3 separate regions of the Homo sapiens genome follow, and regions 1 and 2 are each linked to region 3. The links are chromatin contacts, found by Hi-C in ENCODE. All regions are on one chromosome and are shown on one strand. Each heading gives the region's core, a stretch centred on a gene start or an enhancer-like site at or near the end of the contact. The rest is flanking DNA. Distances are from core to core; before and after follow the strand shown. Region 1 holds the start of MED6 (mediator complex subunit 6). Region 2 holds the start of TMED10 (transmembrane p24 trafficking protein 10). Region 3 holds the start of RBM25 (RNA binding motif protein 25).

What was found. Hi-C counts contacts between places; a loop is a spot of excess contacts on that map. Pooled maps may share reads with other maps.
Region 1: a pooled map shows a loop between it and region 3 (13-fold over the local background). The contact joins the promoter of MED6 here to the promoter of RBM25 in region 3. A Hi-C loop is called at or near these places in 5 of 50 pooled maps.
Region 2: a loop to region 3 is called in a pooled map, with 16 times the contacts of the local background. The contact joins the promoter of TMED10 here to the promoter of RBM25 in region 3. A Hi-C loop is called at or near these places in 5 of 50 pooled maps.

The regions. Positions count from the first base shown.
Region 1 is chr14:70,598,624-70,601,999 of GRCh38, reverse strand. It overlaps MED6 (mediator complex subunit 6), which reads left to right and starts at 1,345. Exons shown (of 8, transcript NM_005466.4): 1 at 1,345-1,384. The coding sequence starts at 1,363. RefSeq lists an enhancer at 644-1,843.
Region 2 is chr14:75,174,409-75,177,943 of GRCh38, reverse strand. TMED10 (transmembrane p24 trafficking protein 10) reads left to right here and starts at 1,332. Exons shown (of 5, transcript NM_006827.6): 1 at 1,332-1,589. The coding sequence starts at 1,365. RefSeq lists enhancers at 1,182-1,421, 936-1,508.
Region 3 is chr14:73,056,447-73,060,018 of GRCh38, reverse strand. RBM25 (RNA binding motif protein 25) reads right to left here and starts at 1,485. Exons shown (of 19, transcript NM_021239.3): 1 at 1,314-1,485. RBM25-AS1 (RBM25 antisense RNA 1) reads left to right here and starts at 566. Exons shown (of 2, transcript NR_184256.1): 1 at 566-743; 2 at 1,262-3,189. RefSeq lists enhancers at 1,381-1,920, 973-2,172, 1,244-2,208.

The sequences.
Region 1 (3,376 bases), core at 96-2,595, 2.5 Mb after region 3:
CAAAACACAAGGAAACAAAAAACTAGAAAAACAAAACAAAAAGCTTTATGGATCACACTTTTTATTGGACACGATACTCTTCCTTTTTGCAATGTCCTCCCACTAGGCTCCCAACCAGGCCCTCCTGAAAAATTCTCTCTCAAAACTTTACTCTGTGCATGCACATACTTCTGTTGGGACACCTATTTTATACATACCATCTCAGGCAGAAAATTCCCAAACTGAAATGTACAGGCAACGTACTTTTATTCTACGGAGTTAACAAATTTTTAATTCCTTGTCTATGAGGTTGAAAATCCCAATTAAATTTCTGGTCTTCCCCTCTTGCTCCTGGGTTGTGGTTAAATTCTTGGGGAGTCTTCACAGTACCTAAGTTTTGGAGAAGATGTAGGCACCCGCCCTCATCCCTCCTTCAGATTTTGGCATCCTCTTCCTAGTATCTGTGTGTTGTTTGCATATTTCTGTATCGTTTTGCTTTTACAGAGCCACACTGAAGCTTGAGAATCTGAGGCTTTCTGTAGCTTCCCCGTACACAGAATCATTCCCTCTTTGGAGCCTTGCTACCTACTCCAGACTACTTGGAATGCAGACATTTGCTCATTACTCTGGGACCCAGGGGTATTCCCTTTCTCTTAATCTTATTAATATTTCACTTCAGAAGCATTTCCTGTGTTGTGAAATTTTTCTCAGAGGCTTCTTTAATTGGTTTAGATTTTTAATGGATTTAGTCACATAAAAGCCAATGACTCCCAAATTCTTAAGTCCTGTCCCATCCCAATACCTGAGGCAGGGAGAAAAATATAAATGACCATCGTTCCTAAATCTGATAGCTCAGTGGATACACCCGGGGAGCTTTTAAAATTAAGAGACACTCCCAAGCACAACTCTACAGCATCAGAATTTGTTTTCTTGACGATCACAGACGATCAAGGCAGAATTCTTCCATCAGTGGTGGGCGTGGGGCGGGACTCCACTCGGTCTTTCTGTCCTCTAAGTCTTCTAATTTTTTTCCCAGTAATCCGCCCTCCCGTTCTCCTTCTTTGGCCCATCCCTCTTCTAGTCTTTCCCTGCTCCCCTGCACCAATCTTTCTGCGTCCCGTCCCCTCCCATTCCCCTACCCCACCCCACCCCACCCCACCCCACGTTTCCCGCCTCCCGCGCCTCTCCCGCTTTCCGCCCCCTCGCGTCTCCTCCCCTCCCACCCGCACCTCCACCCCCTGCCTCTCTCCTGCCCGCCCCGCCCCCTCTTCCGCTCTACGTCCCTCCTCACCCATGCGCACTCTCTTCAACCCGCTGCTTCCGGCGGCCTAGGCTTACGTTTACTTTGCGCCGGAAAGAGAACCTGTAAACGCTCTCGGAATTATGGCGGCGGTGGATATCCGAGGTATACTGTATTGCTATATTTTGTCTCTTGATTGTCTGTGGACCAGTTTGGGATGTTATAGCTCGCGGTTTCAAGGTTTAGGTTCCTTTGTGTGAAGTCTCAAGCTTTTTTGAGTGGTTTTTGTGGACAACCCAAGGCTGTGATCTAGCGAAACGTTGACGAGTTTTTTTTTTTTTCTGAGTTCTTGGAGCGTCTCTTGGAAGCGTCGGAGAGAAGGGGTTGGAAGAAGCTCTGGGTTTTGAGCTTTCAGAGCTGGAGTTTTGTTCTACACACGTATCTCTGCAACAACATTAGGGCTATTCTATTGGAGTGAAGGAATGGCGTTTAGGCAGAGAAGGGAATGGGGTAATAAGCCAACTTGATTTGATTCATCTCTTGGGACTTGGCATGGTGGCTGCCTAATTCTTTAGACCGCGCCACACGGGTCCCTGAGCATGAATCCCAGATATTTTCTTTTTTTTTGAGTCGATAATACTTTACATCGAACGTCCAGCAATTATTATGGGCAGGGGTCGTATTTTTTTCACAGCTGAACTGCAGAAGTACTCAAATATTGAATCAGTCAGTGAATAAATGTATGGAGATGTCACCCCTTAACTGCTGCTTGATCTTGGGGAGCATGTAGAGTTGTTTTTGTGTATATAGTACTTGATTTTTAAAGGGAGATGTTTGAGATGCCTTTTTTTAATATTAACTGGATTGGGGTCTAACACATTTATTACAAATATTCTCATTTATACTTATCTGGCGATCTGCAGCACTTCTGGATCATGATTTTACATACGTGTCTTTCATTATTTATTTCATCACTTGCTGATGGTTAGAATGCTGTTAGAATGCTTGGGCTATGTCAACATGTTGCCTTGCTACAGAATAAAAAAGAGAAATATTTAGTTTATAAAATGTTTTACTTATAATTCAGATTGTTAGGATCATGGCAAAGACTCTAAAATAAGAGTGTGTTTGGTGTGTTAAAGGAACAGCAAGGAGGTCAGTGTGGCTGGAGGGTAGTGAGAGAGGATGTGGGAAGGAGATGAAGTCAGAAAGGTGTTGAAAGCTATGATAAGGTCTTTGGCTTTTCCTCTGAGTAAAACGCAGAGCCATTGGAGGGGTTTCCATCAGAGGAATGATGTGATCTGACTTTTTTTTAGGACTACATTGGCTGCTGGGAACAGTGTAGGAGGGCAAGGGTAGAATTAGGAAAACCAGTTAGGAGGCCATTTCTGAAAATGTTATTTCCTGGCCTGTTGTGTATTTGGTTATTGCATGATCCAGTTATGATGAACTATCTAAATGGTCTATACTAATTATTTGGTTATTAACGCACTTCATCTGTCTCCTCCTTTATTTTATAGCACACAAAGTACATTTTACCTTTATATAATTTTTCTCGGTTGAGTCACTTGGCTCAAAACTGCCTGTCACCTTGAATTAGGTCTGACTTCTTTGAAGATGCCTGAGGTAATGACAGTATAAGAGAGATTGAAGTTTTTCAACCAGTATTGTATAGGCATTTTGATGTTCATGATTTACACCTAGTGGTGTTCAGTACAGTCAGTGGTATGAAGCATCATGAAAGCCAATAGCCAATACAAGCTCATTTATTAAAAGTATCTAGCTCTATCATGTCTTTTTAAAAGCTATGATTTAATTCTACGCTAAATATGAAACCGTGTGGCTGTAGTTAAGGGAACTCTACTTCCTGTTTATCCCTTAGCTTTTACATCATTATCATCTCATCTACAATAATAGCTTCCTAACTTCTCTATCCCTAATTGAGAGATCTCAAACTGGTAGCTATAGATGTGTTCTCTTGGGCATACATGTTATTTGAAAATTTTGAATTCCTTGCCAGCATTAAGGATTTCCAATAAAAAAAAAAGTCCTTTCTAAATTTTAAATCTTATCACTTCTTCACCTAATGAAATTATTCTCTAAAGATATAATATACTTTATATTTTTACACCTCTGTATATACATTCTCTCTGCTTG
Region 2 (3,535 bases), core at 83-2,582, 2.1 Mb before region 3:
CGTCGCCCAGGCTGGAGTGCAGTGGCGCCATCTCAGCTCACTGCAACCTCCATCTCCCGGGTTCAAGCAATTCTCTGCCTCAGCCTCCTGAGTGGCTGGGATTACAGGCGCCCGCCACCAAGCCCAGCTAATTTTTTTGTATTTTTAGTAGAGACGGGGTTTCACCATCTTGGCCAGGCTGGTCTTGAACTCCTGACCTCGTGATCCACCCGCCTCAGCCTCCCAAAGTGCTGGGATTACAGGTGTGAGCCACCGCGCCTGGCCGTTTATTTTAATATATTCTTCAGCTCTGAATATTTGCTAGTATCCCAGTAATAGTTTGTTAAATCAATAAACGTGTTGACATACATGCATAGCATAATGTCTGGCACACAGTAGGTACTCCATTGAATGAATGCATGAATTATTACCGTGTCAATTTGCTTGTCTATTTGCAAATGTTAATAGTTAATTTGATCCCTAAAGTGTTTGTGAACTTAAAACACACACATACGCACTTTCCCTGACAACGCTTATCTGCTAACCCCTTAATTATGTTCATCTGAGACTGGACCAAAACATGTTGTTTTATTCAATTTAAATACCAAATTCAAATTTATTTTGAATATAGCTTAGAACACATTCAATGTTTGCTAAAATAATAATAATAATAATAATAATAATAATAATAATAATACCATGTACATTCAGTTAGCCAGACAATTACTCCAGCCCAAATACCCTGCTATGGGACATGAACCGGATGTCTGCCCGGCACACATTCATCAGGTGACCCCTAAAACTTCTTCTCTAAGGTCCACACTGTCTAATAGCCAAGTTGAAATCTTTCCTCGAAATTTTCCTCTCTAGTGTCTCAGTGCCCCAGGTGTCATCAAGGTGTCAAAGGCGCTTGGGAGTGCCTGCAAACCGCCCCATCCCCGGAGACACAGCCTCATTCCCCGCCCTCGCGCCTAGGCGGCCGGTGGGCGGGCCCAGCGAAGGGCCTTGTGGCTGTTTCCTATTGGGGCTTGGTTGCTATGGTGTCACTCGCCTTTAAACTCGTGGGTACATCTTTCGGAAATTAAAGGAGAATTACTTCCAGGGCTGCCCATACTTGCCATGGCCGACTCAGTAGTCACTAACTTCAACAAAAATAAAACTGTTGCAATAGTATTCTATTAAAGCTTCTTTAACTGCTTAAACTTGCGGTTTTGACATGGTACCTATCCTTTCTTCCCTTTTCAAAAGATTCGCTATAGAGTCTTTCTCTACATGCCAGTCTCCAAAATGGCGCGGACGGCATCAGAAGGTCAGAGGTGAGTCACGTGGGTCCCCCCGGTTCCGGCGCGGTTGAGGCCTTCGGTGGTGAACGAGTCTCCAGCACCATGTCTGGTTTGTCTGGCCCACCAGCCCGGCGCGGCCCTTTTCCGTTAGCGTTGCTGCTTTTGTTCCTGCTCGGCCCCAGATTGGTCCTTGCCATCTCCTTCCATCTGCCCATTAACTCTCGCAAGTGCCTCCGTGAGGAGATTCACAAGGACCTGCTAGTGACTGGCGCGTACGAGATCTCCGACCAGTCTGGGGGCGCTGGCGGCCTGCGCAGCCACCTCAAGGTGCGGCATTGGGCGACGTGGGGCCGGGAGGGAAGACGGCAGGCTTAGGCGAGGGGAGGCTCGGGTTCGGGGGAGTCGGGCCGGCGGAGGCCTGGGAGTTGTTCTGGCCTCCCGGGAGCGCAAAGGACGTGCGGTGGAGCCCGCCCCCTCACCCCGCTGGTTGCCTGTCGCGGGGCGGGGCGGGTCACCAACGCCTGGGAACCCCAAGAAGGGCTGCGAGGCTTTGGCGGATGTGGTGACACCTGAGCTGGGGCGGTTGTCAACGTCCTATACCAGTTTTGGTCTCAGATACATTGAACCGTAATTTGGTTCTCCAAATAAATGTTGGGGTGTTGAATATTTATACGGATTGGCATCATAAGATACCGCGATACCTGCAGGAAAGTAAAGGAGACAGAGCTAACCGTGATTAATAAAATGTTATTTATTGAGCATCTGCTGTGTCAGTTACTGTGCTACTTTGCATATATTACCATTTGGTTCATGCACTACCCTATGAAGTAGGTAGGTACTGTTAGCCCCATTTTACAAATGAGGAAACTGAGACTCAGAGGTAGGATAAACTAGTAAGTGTCACAGATGGAATAGATTCTTTTTTTTTTTTCAAAATTATTATTATACTTTAAGTTCTAGGGTACATGCGCACAACTTTCAGGTTTGTTACATATGTATACATGTGCCGTGTTGGTGTGCTGCACCCATTAACTCGTCATTTACATTAGGTATGTCTCCTAATGCTATCCCTCCCACCTCCCCCCACCCCACGACAGGCCCCGGTGTGTGATGTTCCCCACCCTGTGTCCAAGTGTTCTCATTGTTCAATTCCCACCTATGAGTGAGAACATGCGGTGTTTGGTTTTCTGTCCTTGCGATGGAATAGATTCTTACTTAGTTTGGTAGTTAAGTATGTTGAGGGAAAAGCGCTGCAACCTTATTCCTTCCTTGTTTTAAATTTGTAATTTCTGTAGTTGATTAAAGTCGATTATTGGTTACAAAATGGTCTCAGTCTCTAGTCCTTTTTCTTTGGTATGCCAGAATCTGGACTTGGCTCTTTTATGTAAATACCAACTATGCTCTTGGATGGTGACAACTACTGCCATAATACCAGTTTGATTCTGTTTTGTAGCTAAGAGTAGCCTGGCCTGGTCTTTGAGACATTAATATAATTTGATATCTGTCAGTATTTGGTTGCATTTTAGGTAATTTTATTCATTCACAATAAGCAAAGTGTCTTTTTTTTTCTTTGTAACACAATGGGGCTTTTGTTATACTAAATAGAAACATTTTTACTTTTTTTTTTTTTTTTTTTTTTTTTGAGACGGAGTCTTGCTCTGTCGTCCAGGCTGGAGTGCTGTGGCGCGATCTCGGCTCACTGCAGCCTCTGCCTCCCGGTTTCAAGCAATTCTCCTGCCTCAGCCTTCCGAGTAGCTAGGACTACAGGCGCCAGCCACCACACCCAGCTAATTTTTGTATTTTAGTAGAGATGACGGTTCACCATGTTGGCCAGGATGGTCTTGATCTCTTGACCTCGTGATCTGCCCGCCTCGGCCTCCCAAAGTGCTGGGATTACAGCCGTAAGCCACCGCGCCTGGCCTCGTTTTTACTTTTTAAAAGGGTTTCAGATATAATAAGACCATAACTTATGTTAAAGTAGTGGAACCCAGTAGTGTGGTAATACATGTAATTTATTTCTACTTTATTTGGGAGAGACAAACTATTTTCAGGGCAATTAATCTGTGACCCATCATTTTATTATTCTGTTTGGGTATCAAACTCTCTACCCAGGAAAATAGTGATGGCATGATTTTAGAAGCTTAGATATAGTGTTTCCGGGGTGGGAGATCATGCTTCCAACTCTTCAGAGGATGTTCATGGACTCAGGGAATTTCAGCAATGAAAGAGACCTTGCTCTCATCTCGTGTTGCTGTCTGATTTGTTCTTATATT
Region 3 (3,572 bases), core at 236-2,735:
AGTCAGGGTTGGACTCTTACATTTCATTGAAAATCCTTAAATAACAAATTATGTCAATATAGATTTAAATGCTTATGTGTGTTACCTGGATACTGCACGAAGGATTTTACATACGTTTTTCTCAATCCCCAACCCCAATAACGTATAGATACTACTATAAATTCATTTTACAGAGGAACAAAAACCAAAGCTTAAAAGAAAAAAGAAAAAGAAAAACCAAGGCTTTAAGTTAAATGAATTAGAATACTATAAGATTCACTTGAATCATGAGTAACTTATGACCAACTTAATCCCTTTCAAGTCCTCTGAATGTTTTTGGAAATAGCCTTTAAAAAAATTAAAAGCTCCAAAGACTATACAAAAATTATTTATACATTACTGCCCACGGCCTAATACACAGAGTACTTCACACTAATACAGCAGTAGGGTGCAACAGAGGTCCAATCTCTTCCCTTCTCTTGGCTCCACTCTGCCCAGTATCAAAATGGCATTTCCATGGCAATACAAATCCATATTACATAACCTCCGAAAAATCTTCATAGTCCTACGTCTATTCCGGAAAACCGTATTTAAAAGCAGGATTGACGACCAAAGAAAAATGAGAAAGTAACATTTTAATGTGGAGCTTAGTAATCGCCTAGAATGAATGGCGATATACAGTTTACTGCACCCTCCAATGCGCAAAAGAGGCAGGATGGCAAAATTCATGACTATCTTAAGCAAGCCAGGAGACTGCTAAAAAGGTAGGTATTAGCTCAATTCCAAGGGGGTGGGGCCCAGTTCACTTGGTGGCGGGCTCTAGATGGCCAAAGAGGAAGGGAAAGATATCCGTTGGTGGCCAGCACCTCGCTAAAAAGGGTGGGTAGAGGCTAACTTCAAGGCAACGGCTGGGGCGAGAGTGTCCCAGGCCCGAAAACCTACTGTGGGGCTCCGGTAAGTAAGGGGGCTCAGGGAAGGGCTCCCCTGGGGCAGATCGATCGTTTTGTATCTAACGTGGAGCCCAGGGGGGGCAGAGACGATTCACTCCGCGGCGGAACGTGGAAGGGAAAGGGAAAGTGGGCGACAATGCAAGACGGAAAGCTCAAGCCGTAGGTCTGGCCTCCACCAGCTACGGCTGGGCCCACAGCTTTTCCAGGCCTTAGAGAAGAGAAGAAACCAAGCCTCGTGCCGACCCCTCCCCCACCCCCGCCTCCGCGCTCCCCCTTACCTCTACCCCACCCTGGCGCTTTCGCAGCCACCCCGGCTTTTCCTCCTCCACCAGCTGAGGCACCCGGTCTCCCGGTTTCCACACGCGTTCAGAGACACAAACTCACCCGCCGCTGAGGAAACGGTACTGCCTTCGCGACCTTCTGGGATCCAGGTTACGAGTGCGCTCCACTGGTTCGAGATTTCTGCCCGTCGCTCGCCAGGGAGACTGAGTGCCCAAGCGCCTACTCGCACAGGCCGCAAATACAGCCGCGCTGCGCGGCGAGCTGATGGAGGTCTTCCTCTTGCCCGGCGTGCACTGCGGCCGGGGGCGGGGAGCGCGGAACCATAGAGAAGAACGTATATAGATCGTCTCCGCTGTTGGCTCTGACTCACCAAGCCGAGACGAATAACCATAGAGAAGCAGCGTCTAGCGGTTACTAGAAAGGCCCGAACTGTAAATTATGACCCACCATGTTTGATTGGAGCCGACTGAATCTTACGACTACGGGACGCCATCTTGAGGTCAAGGTTCCGGCTGGGCACGGCGCGAGGAGTGTTAGAGGCTTTCTCACTTTTCGTAGTTTTTCGGGGGGTGGAACCTTGCTTTGTGATTCCTTGAGGTTCGAGGAACTGATAACTGGGCGCGATCTGCAACCTTAGTGTTAAACCCCAAGTGCTGTTATAACAACTACTCGAGATCAACAAATAATTGGCAAAGGCTGTGGAGGTTTTTTGAAAAGCAAAAGCTTATGCGTAGTTGTAGGGCCAAAGAGGTGGCTAGAAGATGTTTGGAAAAACGTGAAAAGTCCTGTAATACTAGTTAACACAGCTTTCGTTCTGTAATCTAAACGTGCTAAAAGAACTTAGCTTAAGTTAATGGAAATGAATAAAATTAATCATAAATGATTACGTTATTCCAATTGTGGACCTTATAGGCAATATCTAGTTACACGCCTTTCTCAACTGCTTGCCTCTAGGAAGGCATAAAACGGATTCAGTATAAAGTTATTGCCTCCCTGAGTTCCTGGTGCTGTGTTAAGTGCTGGAAGTATGAAGGCAAATGGAAGTGAGATTTGTTCCTGTCCTGCAAGAACTGTGAGCCAGGTGAAATAGATGACAAACCATGACCAGCCTAATATAAAATTGAAACATACTACACACTTCCTGCCTGCCTCCCCTACTTAATTTTACTCTAAAGCACTCATAACCATCTATCATAACATACATTTTTCTTGCTGATTTTATGGTCCGTCACTACCCCCACTAGAATGTGAATGTAAGCAATGCATGGATTGCCTGTTTTGTGCAAGAACAGGTCCTGGTACATAGCAAGCGCTCAATAAATATTTGTTGAGTGACAGAAATGATTACCGGCCGGGCGCGGTGGCTCACGCCTGTAACCCCAGCACTTTGGGAGGCCGAGGCGGGTGGATCACCTGAGGTTAGGAGTTCGAGGCCACCCTGGCCAACATGGCAAAACCCCGTCTCTACTGAAAATACAAAAATAAACTAGGCGTGGTGGCAGGCGCCTGTAATCCCAGCTACTCGGGAGGCTGAGGCAGGAGAATCGCTTGAACCCTGGAGGCGGAGGTTGCAGTGAGCCGAGATGGCACCACTGCACTCCAGCCTGGGCAACAAAGTGAGACATTGTCTCAAAAAAAAAGAAAAGAAAAGAAAAGAAATGATTAACATATGATGAGTACCAATAGAACACAAAATTTAGTGGGAGCACAAATGAGAAAGTAGCACTAATTACTACCATCTGCAAAATTTACATCCTTCTATACTTCTGCTTGCTAGGTTTCCTTACCATTAACTAAAGTTAATAATACCTTTGGCCGTGCGTGATGACGAGTGCTTGTAGTCCCAGTTACTTGGGAGACGAAATTAACTTATGTATGTTTGTACTTTGTTCAGTAAAGTGCTATTCAAATTTATAGTTTTTATAGTGCTACTCTATAATGCTATTTATTGTTTGTAAATAAAATGAGTTTCTTTTTTTGTTTTGTTTTGTTTTTGTTTTTTGAGGAGGTGTCTCTGTTTCCCAGGCTAGAGTGCAGTGACGTGATCTTGGCTCACTGCAATCTCTGCCTCCCAGTTCAAGCGATTCTTGTGCCTCAGCCTCCCCAGTAGCTGGGATTATAGGCGTGGGTCACCATACCTGGCTAACTTTTGTATTTTTAGTAGAGATGGGGTTTCACCATGTTGGCCAGGTTGATCTCCAACTCCTGACCTCAGGTAATCCGCCCACCTGGACCTCCCAAAGTGCTGGGATCAAAGCTGTGAGCCACCATGGCCGCCCAAGAGTTTGTGCCTATTTACAACAAAAGGCATAAACAGAAATCTCAGATTAATCTGTGTCCCTTTTTATTATTAGAAACATT